4 separate regions of the Homo sapiens genome follow, and all the other regions are linked to region 1. The links are chromatin contacts, found by Hi-C or POLR2A ChIA-PET in ENCODE. All regions are on one chromosome and are shown on one strand. Each heading gives the region's core, a stretch centred on a gene start or an enhancer-like site at or near the end of the contact. The rest is flanking DNA. Distances are from core to core; before and after follow the strand shown.

Region 1 (3,276 bases), core at 471-2,970:
CTAGAGGGGAGTCACTGGAATTAGAACTGCCTCAGCCAGCACTCTTCTATCTGGTGACTACCATGGGATGCTAATGACAAAGATGTAGTAAGTCCTCTAGCACTCGTTCGCAAGAGAATGTCTTCTAGGCACCCAGACATATGATAGAATGTGCTGAATTGGTAGTCTCTGTACCTGCTTCAGAGTGAAGCAGGTAACTTCAGAATGAAGTTTAAACCCAAACTCCACTACTTAGTAGCTAGGTGACCTTGGGCAAGTTCCTTAGTGTCTATGTGCCTCACTTTCCCTTTCTGTAAAACGGAGTAATAAGAGTCAATGAATCCATATATGTAAAGAGCCAAAACAAGGTCTGGCAAATAGAGAACAAATCTATAAATGTTCACTGTTATTATTTGCACTGATGCTGATGTAAGAGAAACATCTCAGTAAGGTATAGAGAAATTCACAAATAGAGAGCCTTCAATTCTTTAGGTTGAGATATAATTAATGATTCATTTCTCAAGACATTTAATTTTCCTCTTGTTTTCTGCCTGCAGCCTGCATGGTTAATGCATTTTGACACTTCTCACTAAGGATAAATGACAAATGATAAAACCAACAATTTTTGTCCACTTATTTTACTCAAAGCTCCGTTAAGAAAAATAATGAAAAAAATTTTAATTTCAGTGACTAACAGGAGTGTTCGTATTGTCCCTATCATTTTAAAAATTGTTTTGGTTACTCTCTATTATTACAGAGAATAAAGACTTTCTGTATCCTGGAGTTTAACAACTCTTATTTTATTTTATTTTATTTTTGAGACAGAGTCTTACTCTGTCGCCCGGGCTGGAGTGCAGTGGCGTAATCTTGGCTCACTGCAACCTGTGCCTCCCGGGTTCCAATGATTCTCCTGCCTCAGCCTCCCGAGTAGCTGGGGCCACAGGCACCCACCACCACACCTGGCTAATTTTTGTATTTTTAGTAGAAATGGGGTTTCACCATGTTGGTCAGGCTGGTCTCGAACTGCCGACCTCAGGTGATCCACACACCTCGGCTTCCCAAAGTGCAGGGATTACAGGCATGAGCCACCACGCCCGACCAACAATGCTTATTCTTAAGAAAAGAACTGCCACAGAAGGAAATAGGAAAAATTCTTCTTCAGTAGTTGATGCCTTTCAAAATATTAAATTACTAAACCTCTACCTACCTCAGTTTCCAGAACTCTAAAATGAAGATAACAATACTACCTGCATTACAGAGCTGCTAGGATTTTTAAATTAGAATAATGACCAGCATGGAATAAGTGCTAATACATATTATCTATGGTTATTTTAACATAAACATAGTCTCATGGATTATTTTTTTGTGCTCTGAAGCAGGAGACCCCAATCTTTTTGGCACCAGGGACTGTTTTTGTGGAAGACAGTTTTTCCACGGACCGGGGGTGGGGTGGGAGGGTGGTTTCAGGATGATTCAAGTGCATTGTATTTATTGTGCATTTTATTTCCATTAGTCTTACATTGTAATATATAGTGAAATAATTATACAAGTCACCATCATGTAGAATCAGTGGGAGCCCTGAGCTTGGTTTCCTGCATTAGACAGTACCACTGGGGGGTGATGGGAAACAATGACAGATTATCAGGCATTCGATTCTCATAAGGAGCACGCAACCTAGATCCCTCGCGTGTGCAGTTCACAATAGGGTTCATGCTCCTATGAGAGTTTGATGCCACCAGTACTGGTCTGGGGACTGGGGCTCTTGCTCTATAGCATTTTGTGGTAAATAAATCTGTGGTTTCCAGAGCAGCCTTCCCAGTTGTAATTAACATCAATTGGCCCCACTGTGTTGAAAGCAGTGCTGCTTCTCCTGCCTCCCAGTTTTCCTACAAAAGCCACTGGGATTGTAGATAAAATCCTGTTTTCCAGTTGGCGAGATGCAGAGAAGCAGATGAGATTTTGTCTGAGCAGCGGTGGATCTGAGCCGACTTTGATTATGGCTCCACCGCCAACGCTTCCTGGGCAGATGAGTCATGCTTCCTGGAACTGTCTGTCAGAGGAAGTTTGCTTCTGGGACTTTTGCATTTTGCTTAGAGCTTAGAGATAAGCTATTACAATTCTAAGTTCAGCTGCTATTCAAAAACATGCATAAAAGCTGGGAAGAGTTTACCAAACATTTCAATTTATAACTTGATACCAGATATGAGTCTAGCACCGTACTAAGCATGATACCTGGATTCAAAAAAAGTTTAGAATGAAGTATATCCATTAGTTAGCGAAGCCAGATGCTTTGTAGTGTCGTTGAGTTTAGCATGAGGCATTTTAGAAGAAATTTTGGTTTTAAGATTGCCTGAGTAAAATGTGATTTTTTAGTTATAAAAAATTGAAAGAAGAAATGTTATTTCAGTGTGATCAGAATCCCTTTCCTTAAAAAGAAATGCTGATCTTTTCTGACCATCTTTCACAATGAAGGATTTTCGTATGATTGCATTAATTTGCAGCAGTTAATGAACCAACGTTCCAACCTTCAAAAGAGCCTCTGCTCTCAGATTCAAAAGAAACTCTGCGTGTTTCCTCTCTTCAAACATGAAGGACAGAATTAGGATGAATAATAATCAAACCTAAAATAATTTCTGAACTACCCTGAAGCAGTAAAAATTCCATTAGATGCTCAGAACTTGAATTGTCCTATGCACACTGCCTTTCCTGGTTGACCTCAGGTTGCTCTGCTCCTCAGACTGGCGAAAGGCAGGGCAACCGAAAGGTCTCTTCCACTATCAGACAGGCTCATGGTATGAATAAGCATGCATTGAGCAAAATGCTAAATTTTAAACACTGGTAATCACAGTTGTGGGTTTCAGTTAACTATATTGACTTTCTACTTTTTAAAATGGGAAAGATTTCCAATTGCAACATTACAGAATTTTGTTTAAACACGTCTTTACCCTGCAGTTCCTACATTGGCTCTTTATTTATTTATTTATTATTTTTTCTTTCTTTCTTTCTTTTTTTTTTTGAGACAGAGTCTCACTCTGTTGCCCAGGCTTGAGTGCAGTGTTGCATTCTCAGTTCACTGCAACCTCCGCCTCCCAGATTCAAGTCATTCTCCTCCCTCAGCCTCCTGAGTAGCTGGGATTACATGCGCCCACCACCACGCCTGGCGAATTTTTGTATTTTTAGTAGAGACAGGGTTTCGCCTTGATGGCCAGTGTGGTCTCGGGCTCCTGGCCTCACGTGATCCACCCACTTCGGCCTCCCAAAGTGCTGGGATTACAGGCGTGAACCATCGCACCCGGC
Region 2 (3,166 bases), core at 46-2,545, 400 kb before region 1:
CCAGCCATAAGAAGAAACAAAATAATGTCTTTTGCAGCAACCTGGATGGAGCTGGCGGCCATTATTCTTAATGAAGTAACACAGGAGTAGAAAATCAAAAACTGTATATCCTCACTTATAAATGGGAGCTAAGCTATGAGTATGCAGAGGCATACAGGGTGCATATAATGGTCTTTAGAGACTCAGAAAGGGGAAGATGGGAGGAGGGCTAGGGATCAAAAAACTACACATAGGTACAATGTACACTGCTCCGGCGATGGGTGCACTAAAATCTCAGAATTCACCACTGTACAATTCATCCATGTAACAAAAAAACACTTGTACCCCAAAAACTATTGAAATAAAAAAATTTTAACAAAGAATATAAATATTTGGAAGAGAAGAGATGCTATAGAAGAAGGTACCAGATGCTAAATGAAGCTCCAAATGGTAAAACGTGAAGTACAAATAGAAGTTGAAAAAGTAAGGCCAGGCATTGTGGCTCACGCCTGTAATCCTGACACTCTGGGAGGCTGAGGCGGTCAGATCGCTTGAGCCTAGGAGTTCAAGACCAGCCTGGGCAACATAGTGAGACCCCATCTCTACACAAGATACAAAAATTAGCTGAGCACGGTGGCATGCACCTGTAGTCCCAGGTATTCTCAGGAGGGTGAGGTGACAGGATCACCTGAGCCCGGGAGGTGGGAGTTGAAGATTTCATGGGCACACAGGGAGAAACACACAGGGAGAAAGTGAAAGGGAGGAGAGGCAGTTGGAAGGGCTTCCCGAGAAAAGCAGCCGCTGAGCTGTGTCTCCGGGGACGAGCTAAGCAACCATCCAGGTGGAGGAAGAGGCGGCCAAGCAGAAGGAACAGCAAGTAAAAGAAAAGCTGAATTCATGCCACTGCACTCCAGCCTGGGCAACAGAGTGACACCCTGCCTCGAAAACAGAAAAGAAAAATAGAAATAAAAGGTAGAAAAAGTACTGAGGAGTATGTGGGGGTGCTGGTGGTGGGGTTAGTCGTGGTGATGATCTATTATATCCCTAAAGTGAAAAACTGGCAGTATAAATGAATAAGCGATCATAAATTGTAAGGGTAATTGATGTAGTCCAAAATATGAAACCAAGTTTTAAAGAGATATATCTACTAATACTAGATATAAACCAACAGGAGGAGGGGGCACTACAGAACGAAACACAAGATGTTAAATGAAGCCCCAGATCCCGCTTACTGTATGTGCTACTAATATCATCATGAATCCCCACACACAACAGGAAGGGGGTGTGGCGGTGCAGCTCAGGCCACAAAAGCCACATAACATGTTGACAGCGTTCAACCCCCATTCATATCTCAGGTTATCATGGACTGACTTCTGCCCCACCTACTGTTCTCCCAGCAGGCTTTCTGCCGAGATGGTCGGCAACATAGCCAACAGGCATCTATCCTTGTATTACTTGCTTCCTCGAATTTGACCATGCCTTCCGCATCACACGATGCCAGCTCTGTGGCTGTCCTCTGCTTCTTGGCACTGCTCTTCACCTTCCTGTCCCCTTTTCTATCAATTCAGACACATTCTTCTGTCTGGCCTCTGCGCCCTTTTACTTGCTGTTCCTTCTGCTTGGCCGCCTCCTCTTCTACCTAGCCGGCTGCTTAGCTCCTCCCTGGAGACACAGCTCAGCGGCTGCTTTCCTCGGGAAGCCCTTCCAACGGCCTCTCCTCTCTGTAACTTTCTCCCTGTGTGTTTCTCCACATAGGTCAGTATGACGCCAGTGTCGACTGACTTTATTTGCCCACTTCTAGGGTAGATTGAGAACAATGCAACAGCAGGGACTACCCATCATTTTTGTATCTCCAGCATTTATGGAGGGTCATATATCAAATAAAAATAAGCATTTGCTACATCAGTGAATGAATGAAAGTATTAGGGTTTGTAATGTGCTCTACAGACAGGAAGCCATCAGCAAGACAACTAAGGAGGGCCAGAGTGTGGGGAGGGGAGGGGAAGGGCCGATGGCGGCTGCACCAGGACACACCCAGCTGGGTGCTTGGCACATATTATCTGCTTATCATCAAAGCAACCTATGGAATACATGTTCCAGGTTTTATGCGATAGCATTTAAAGAAATGGGCATTGAGGGAGATTTGGTCACTCACTTTAGTGAGGAAATCTGCTAGAGATAAGACTAAAAGTTAACAGGGCTTAAAATGAAGTCAAAACAATGTCTCAAAATGCTCTGACAATAAACACGATGATCTTGTTTCTTTTTCTTCATACAAATAGAAGGACTCTTGTGTACTTCTTGCCTACTCAAACTCAGAGGCAAAAAGAGAAAGTGCTAGTCAGGGCTGTCCTCTTTTCATCAGCAAGTGTGTTTCCATGAATCCAAGATACCTGGCCATTTCTGATAGGCCATTGCTCCTGCTCCTTCAGGAATAAAGGACGAAGTGCAAGGCATCGCCTTATCAACAGGCAAGTGTCCAATGATTGCCTCTGTGAGACTGAGTCTGACTTCAGTTCTCAATATTGTCTTTTTTGGAAACCCCTTGTCATACTGTCCCTGGAGAAGAATGTCCATGTATATCAGGACTTTGGCTGAATTCACATTCAGCTGCCATCCTCAAGTTCTTGTTTTCACTTGACTGTCTCCGTGACCTTGATCTATAGAAAGGAAATCCCATCACCTTCTCCTCTGTAACTGTGAGGCAGCAAAGACAAAGCTGCTGATTGTTCTATGGCTTCGGCTCATGCTGTGATGGTGCAGCGCACTTTGAAGAGGCCTCTTCTGGAATCATTCTGACTCTGTCACATCCCCATCCCAGGTCTCCATCAGGTCTCCATCGCTCTACATCTGAAAACCTTTGGTTGTAGAACCTTGGCCTAGAGCCAAGTGTGGTCCCCAGGCCAGCAGCATTGGCAGCACCAGGGAACTCCTTAGAAATACAGATTCTCAGATCTCACCCCAGAAGACTTAATGAGAGACCCTCCAGTTGAAACCCAGTCCCTCCTAATGACTTTGATACATGCTAACATCTGAGAACTCTCATTCCTCAATGCTGGAGGTATTAGCAGTATCTTTGATCATCAGACCGTGGCATTGAACATTTTTCTCTGTTTTTTCTTTATCCCCCTTTCCCCCTTTCATGCACAGAACTTTTTTTTTTTTTTTCAGACACAGTCTTGCTCTG
Region 3 (2,826 bases), core at 43-2,542, 480 kb before region 1:
TGCTTCTTTATTGGCATCTGAACATAAGATTTAGTTATGTTAGTCTTGTGACTAGCAGAATTTCAAAGTAGTGAGTAGGTAGAAGTGATCTTCTGACATATCTGCAAATTGCTGTGATATGAAAATATATGTGATTTCAAGTGGTCATAAAACCACAGGTATTGCTAATACTGTTACAGTTTGTTACCAATATTTATAAGTGAAGAAAATGCTAGATTTCAGTGAACAGATAGTGAAAATAAAGATGTCATTTCCCCCTGATGCAAGTTTTATGATTGCCATATTAAAAACCATTGTTTTGGGTCGGGTGCAGTGGCTCATGCCTGTAATCCCAGCACTTTGGGAGGCCGAGGTGGGAGGATCACTTGAGGTCAGAAGATTGAGACCAGCCTGGCCAACATGATGTAAACCCCGTCTCTGCTAAAAATGCAAAAATTAGCCAAGTGTGGTGGGTCATGCCTGTAATCCCAGCTACTTGGGAGGCTGAGGCAGGAGAAAGGCTTGAACCCAGGAGGCAAAGGTTACATCAGTGAGCCAAGATTGTGCCACTGCACTCTAACCTGCTGAGCAACAGAGCAAGACTCTATCTCAAAAAAAAAAAAAAACCCCACAAAAAACAAACAAACAAAAAAACCTAAACCATTGTTTTAAAAGTTTCTAGACACTTCTCACTCAGATGGAGACCAAAAATCACCTTTGACAGTGACTTTTATTTTTCATTCTTGGAAGGATCACTTGTGTGGCCTCTGTCTACCCAGACACGGAGGTGCCTAACTGCTCTGTGGAGTGGATCATGCAATACTATTTGTTGTTTGACAAAGTCTCTGCTCTATAATCTTTAAAGTATTGGGTTTGGGGAAGTAGACAGGAGGGACATTCTTACACAGGGCTCCGGGAACCTCCAAGGAAACAGAGACCTCAATCTCTTCCCTTTGGAATTTAAGGGAGCTGTGGTTACAAGTACCGGCTCTGGAGTCCGCCTTCCTAGGTTCAAATCCTCCCGCCAGTTACAAGCTATGCTACCTAATCTCTTGATAGCTCCATTCCTTCATCAGAAAAATGTGGCAAAAGTTGAAAGGATTCCTATGAGAATTAAATGAACAAAGTACTTAGAACAGGCTTTTAAGTATTAATGTCATTACTGTTTCTGTTATTGAAGAACTGCTTTGAGAACTGAGGTGGTGCTGACTAATGTCTGAGGCTGGCTTGCATGGATACCAGGAATTTCCAAGACAGAACTCATATCAGGAAGGGATTGTCTGGGCTTGTGGCCAGGATCAACATAGGACCTTGCTTGTTGGTTTCAGGGCAACCTTTGGATGAGGCTGGAAATTGCTCCTGCTTCTGCTAGTCTGCATGGGCTTAGGGCACTGAGTAGGTGAATGCAAATAAAAGAACTATAGTCATAAGGGCCCTGCTGTGAAGTACCACAGAGAGAGGGATCTTTCTCCTTTTAAGAAACTTCACGGTCTGAGCAGTAGGATCATTGGAAACCAGAGTAGACAATGACACAGGGTCTTCAAGAAACTATCTGGCAGCAGCATTAAACAATGAAAATGAAAGTCAGGACTGATCAGATTCACAGTTTTCTCTCCTCTTGGAAAAACTTCCAGAATTCTTGGGGGCAATTCTGGGCAAGTGAGCACTTAAGTAATAAAATTAAAGATGTGTAATAAGCTTGTTTGTGTCTGAATGTGGCAAGATAGTCATGCTATTAAAAATATTCTTTAGATGGATATTATAATTATTTTAATTCTGTGAGTATATGTAGCCTTGGAAGTGGCACTAGGATTGGGGAATAAAGGAGAAAACCAATCTAGAATTTAAAAATATACTTGAGACTTGTTTTACAAGTAATTTGTATTAGCCCTTGTTTTAAAATATCACAAACCTTGGCTGGGTACAGTGGCTCACACCTGTAATCCCAGCACTTTGGGAGGCCAAAATGGGAGGATTGCTTGAGCCCAGGACTTCGAGACAAGCCTGGGCAACATAGTGAGACCACATCTCTTAAAAAAAAAAAAATTAGCCTGACGTGATGGTGCGTGCCTGTTGCCCCAGTTACTCAGGAGGCTGAAGTGGGAGGATTGCTTGAGCCCAGGAGGTTGAGGCTGCATGAGTTGTGATGGCACCACTACATTCCTGCCTGGGTGAGAGAGTGAGACCCTGTCTCAAAAATAAAAATAAGATAAAATAAATGCAAATCATTTTTTAGTTTTCTGCAGTAGTATTGATAATTCAAAGTTAATTCAACTTTTCCCCCTACAACTTCCAGAAACAGATGCAGAAATTCAAACCATAACAAATACTTTCTGAAGTGACAATGAGTCATATCAGAAGTGTGATGATCACGCAGATGGGCTGATATAACTCATGATCACCCATCCGGACTGTGGACGTTCTTGTTTTTCAAACGTATTTGAATGCGTTTGATAAAAGCTGTAAATTTCTGGCTAGTCTGTAAATTGCAAGCATTCTCTTTGGGGCTTACATGTCTACTTCCCTTAGCTGGGATCAGCGACTTCTCTTGGGCCTTTCCTCCAGCAGGCTGGGTCCCCTCTCTGTACAGAAGTTAAAAGGATGTTGTCAAGCACAGAAAGGTAAAGTACGTGGAGAAGCAAGAGACTGAGGTTCTTGTCTTCTCTCCACCATTTAGTGGCCACGCAATCTGGATAAGTCACTTAACCTTACTGGATAAAAAATGCCTTCGCTACCGAAGATGGGAACTGGACCAAATAATCCCTTAGGCTCACTGCAAAACAGCAATACTTCTATCCAGCTGCTAAAATTTTGTACGATGTCTCTGGGCAGGATTATTGTCTTTTA
Region 4 (3,230 bases), core at 647-3,146, 420 kb before region 1:
CAAACTTCTGTTTTGTATTCAACAAGATGTTTTTAGAGTAAATCCGGAATTAGCAGAAAGAGACTAGGGACACTGGTATCTCTTGCCTTGATATATGTTTTCTTGTGATGGAATCTTTGGTGACAGCTTTATTTGGCTGTCTGGCCTGGTTGCTCCCAAATGGCTCTCACTTGGGCCTCTTTCAGGTGAAGACCATATGCTTCTAGGAGATGTCAGTTGAAATATCATATTTTTGTTGCTTGGGAAAGTTAACTCATGAAAGCCTTTTCAAAATTGAAGTCATTTCAAAAGATCTTATCAAGGTACTCCCAAGATGGTGGAATCCAAGGGTTGCATTTGGAAAAATCTCGAAACTATACAAAAGTAAGAGTGAATAATTTTATAAGCCTGCATATAACCACAATGGAATTAAAACCTAGGGAAGTGGCTAAGTGGGGGCTTGGGCAGTCAGGATAGTTTAGGGCATAGAGAGTTGAGACCCACTTTTAAAAAAATAGAGAGCCAGTCTGTTTCATAGTGTCATTGGATCACTCTCCTGCAACAGATGAGATACTCGTAAATGAGATACTAACCAATATGATCTAGACCGTGGTTTAGTTCTGGCTGCCATAAGAAGGATACCATAGGCTGGGTGACCGAAAGAACAGAAATTTATTTTTCACAGTTCTGGAGGGTAAGAAACCCAAGATCAGTGTGCCAGCATGGTCAGGTTCTGGTGAGGGTCCTCTTCCTGCTTGGCAGAAAGCTGCCCTCGTGCTGTGTCTTTACACTGCACAGAGCAGAGAGAGAGGAGGCAAATTCCCCGCTGCCTGCTCTTATGAGGGAACTAATTCCACCAGGAAGCCTCCACCCCATGAACTAATCAGGTATGAAAGGCCCCACCTCCAGATACCACCACATTAGATTGGGGATTTGGGTTTCAACATATGAATTTTGTAGAGACACAAACATTCAGCCCATAGCAGTGTTAAAAGAAAAACATCAGACAAATTAAATTTAGCACAGTTTATTCGAGCAAAGGGTTCATGAATTGGGCAGCACTCACAACCAGAGGAGGTCCAGTGAGGTCCACCCCATGGTGTGAGCAGCAAAGCCTGATAGGCCAAACTCAGAAGCACAGTGGAGAAACTGATTGGCTATAGCTATGCAGGCTGCCTTGTGGGGCCTGGTATAATGAGTTGGTTGCCCATGATTGGCCAGTAGCCCCCTGTTCATTACAGCCTAATGTAGGTTTCCATTGTTAGGTGGGAACTCAACGTACAGAGACAGCCTCAAGCTAATGGCCTCTTGCTTATTTAAGAGCAGTATGCAAACTTTTCCTGGAAAGTTTCAAATGGTAAATATTTTAGGCCCTGTGGGCTATGCCACCTCTGTCATCACTACTCAATTCTGCCCTTGCAGCCCTAGATCATACAGCCATATGCAGTCACTGATAATACAAAGCCATGGGCATGGAGGTTTTCCAATAAAACTATTTGCAAATACAGGCAGGGGCTAAACGGGTCTCCAGGTAGTAATGTGCTCATGCCTAAAGGTCTCCTAGCCCCTCATACCAGTTCGCTGTCCCTCTGAATCTGGGTTGAAGTAAGCACAGGTTACTGCTTCTGTTCAGTGTCATGATCCACCCAGCAATTCCCCAGTCCCCAGCTTTCTTCATGCGTGGGAGGATCCAGCCAAGCGACTGCACAGTTTTGAAAGTTTTTGAAGCGGCCCCTTTTTCTCCTCTCCTCTCTCCGCAGGCAGAGTTGTGGTGTGGCTGGGTGGTCTGCGTGGGCGTCCGGGGGATTCGCGGGCACTCGGGACGAGGCGAGGGCGCAGAAAACTTGGAGCCCAATCAGCACGGAGTTGAGCTTCCGCGCCCCAACCTTCAGGTGACCCCGCGCGGCGGCGGCGGCAGCAGCAGTGGCAGCGGCGACCGGAGCCCGCAGCAGCTCCGAGCGCCTCCGGGAGGACAGGCGGCGAGCTCGGCGAATCGTCATCTGCCAGCCGATCGCGGCGCTCCGCGGGCCGGGGCCGGGAGCCCGGGGCGAGCCCGAACGCGGCTTCTTCTCCGCCCGCCGCGGAGACTCTGCCGGGTGGGCTGCGGGCGCCCCTCGCTGCCGCCTGTGAACGCTGTGGGTGCGCGGGGCTGCGGCCACGGCGGCGGTGGCGGCGGCGGCGGGAGCCGCGAGTCGGGGCCGCCCGGGCTGTGCTTCGCCCCGGCAGCAGCGGTGGCGGCGGCGCCTGTGGCTCAGGATGCGGCCGGGGGGCGCACTGCTCGCCCTGCTCGCCAGCCTGCTGCTGCTGCTGCTGCTGCGCCTGCTCTGGTGCCCGGCAGACGCGCCCGGCCGCGCCAGGTAACCCACCCACCCGCCGGCCGCGCCCCGCGCCGCGCGCCCCGCCTGGCGCCCCCGGACCCCCAAGCCGCCCATCGCTTCCCCTCGGGCGCGGAGACTTTTGGCCGCGGCGGGGAGCAGCCCACGGGCGGCGACGGCCTGAGAGTGGAGTGGGGGAGGGGGTCGCAGGGAGGCGACCCTCCGACCGGTGGACGGCGGCTGGGGAGCAGAGGGACCGGTCAGGGCTGCGGGGGCTCTAGCGCGCATCGCTGTGGGCGAGGCAGCTGTGGAGCGGGACCTGCCGTCGGGTTCCGCATCAGGATCTCATGCTCCCCATTCTGGTCCTTGCTGTCTCTTCCTTCCCGCCCTAAGGCTCTTCCAACTCTGGGGCTGGGGACCTGGCCTGGGAGCCGGGGAGTGCGAGATCTCCCTGCCAGGCAAGGAGCGCGACTCCCAGCCTTTCAGCCAACAGCTCCCGGCGGGGTGTAGCAACTTAAGTTTTCTCCCCGGCTGTGCAGGATTCTGGTGGAGGAAAGCAGGGAGGCCACCCACGGCACCCCCGCAGCGCTGAGGACGCTCCGGAGCCCGGCGACCGCGGTACCGCGCGCCACTAACAGGTACAGCGGCGCCCAGCGCGGGCGGACTGGGGCTCGGGAGCTGCGAGCCGGGCATGGGGCGCGGCTGCACCGGCTTGGACTCGTTGGGAGTAGGCAGGCTGGGACGGCGCGAGTGAGTGTAAGAGTGTGCGTGTGTTTGAAGAGGGCGCGGGGTTGGGGGGGGGCACCCTTCACACTCCCTCAACCCTCTAAGCCTGGATGTGAATGGTCTTTGAATCAAGGGGGATCCTCCAGCAGCTGCATTTGAAAAACGGGTGCTGAGTTTTCCTCTCGACAATGGTGTGTTGAAAGCACCCCC

Evidence for each region. A loop is a pair of places that touch in the nucleus more often than their neighbours do. ChIA-PET counts read pairs that join two places held with the same protein, here RNA polymerase II (POLR2A). Pooled maps may share reads with other maps.
Region 2: a map of CD8-positive, alpha-beta T cell shows a loop between it and region 1 (6-fold over the local background). The contact joins two enhancer-like sites. A Hi-C loop is called at or near these places in 6 of 168 maps with a recorded cell type or tissue (CD4-positive, alpha-beta T cell, CD4-positive, alpha-beta memory T cell, CD8-positive, alpha-beta T cell and 2 more) and 11 of 50 pooled maps. POLR2A ChIA-PET finds 5 or more read pairs at or near these places in 1 of 52 experiments (activated CD4-positive, alpha-beta T cell).
Region 3: a loop to region 1 is called in a map with no recorded cell type, with 10 times the contacts of the local background. The contact joins two enhancer-like sites. A Hi-C loop is called at or near these places in 12 of 37 single-sample maps with no recorded cell type and 10 of 50 pooled maps. POLR2A ChIA-PET finds 5 or more read pairs at or near these places in 1 of 52 experiments (PC-9).
Region 4: a loop to region 1 is called in a map of natural killer cell, with 3 times the contacts of the local background. The contact joins the promoter of ST8SIA6 here to the enhancer-like site in region 1. A Hi-C loop is called at or near these places in 1 of 168 maps with a recorded cell type or tissue (natural killer cell) and 7 of 50 pooled maps. POLR2A ChIA-PET finds 5 or more read pairs at or near these places in 1 of 52 experiments (activated T-cell).

The regions. Positions count from the first base shown.
Region 1 is chr10:17,028,440-17,031,715 of GRCh38, reverse strand. The region is part of intron 27 of CUBN (cubilin); the gene reads left to right. Among named protein-coding and RNA genes, the nearest start is that of CUBN, 100 kb to the left of the region's middle. Within about 2 kb of position 1,720, at least 27 of the 41 ENCODE cell types and tissues checked have a DNase peak (open chromatin) inside an H3K27ac peak, as active enhancers do; they include CD4-positive, alpha-beta T cell, CD8-positive, alpha-beta T cell and natural killer cell, where a contact is called at or near this core.
Region 2 is chr10:17,427,085-17,430,250 of GRCh38, reverse strand. All of the region lies in intron 2 of ST8SIA6 (ST8 alpha-N-acetyl-neuraminide alpha-2,8-sialyltransferase 6), which reads left to right. Among named protein-coding and RNA genes, the nearest start is that of ST8SIA6, 26 kb to the left of the region's middle. Within about 2 kb of position 1,295, at least 4 of the 41 ENCODE cell types and tissues checked have a DNase peak (open chromatin) inside an H3K27ac peak, as active enhancers do; they include CD4-positive, alpha-beta T cell, CD8-positive, alpha-beta T cell and natural killer cell, where a contact is called at or near this core.
Region 3 is chr10:17,511,042-17,513,867 of GRCh38, reverse strand. No RefSeq gene overlaps it. Among named protein-coding and RNA genes, the nearest start is that of ST8SIA6, 58 kb to the right of the region's middle. Within about 2 kb of position 1,292, at least 11 of the 41 ENCODE cell types and tissues checked have a DNase peak (open chromatin) inside an H3K27ac peak, as active enhancers do.
Region 4 is chr10:17,453,261-17,456,490 of GRCh38, reverse strand. ST8SIA6 (ST8 alpha-N-acetyl-neuraminide alpha-2,8-sialyltransferase 6) reads left to right here and starts at 1,896. Exons shown (of 8, transcript NM_001004470.3): 1 at 1,896-2,336; 2 at 2,834-2,932. The coding sequence starts at 2,236.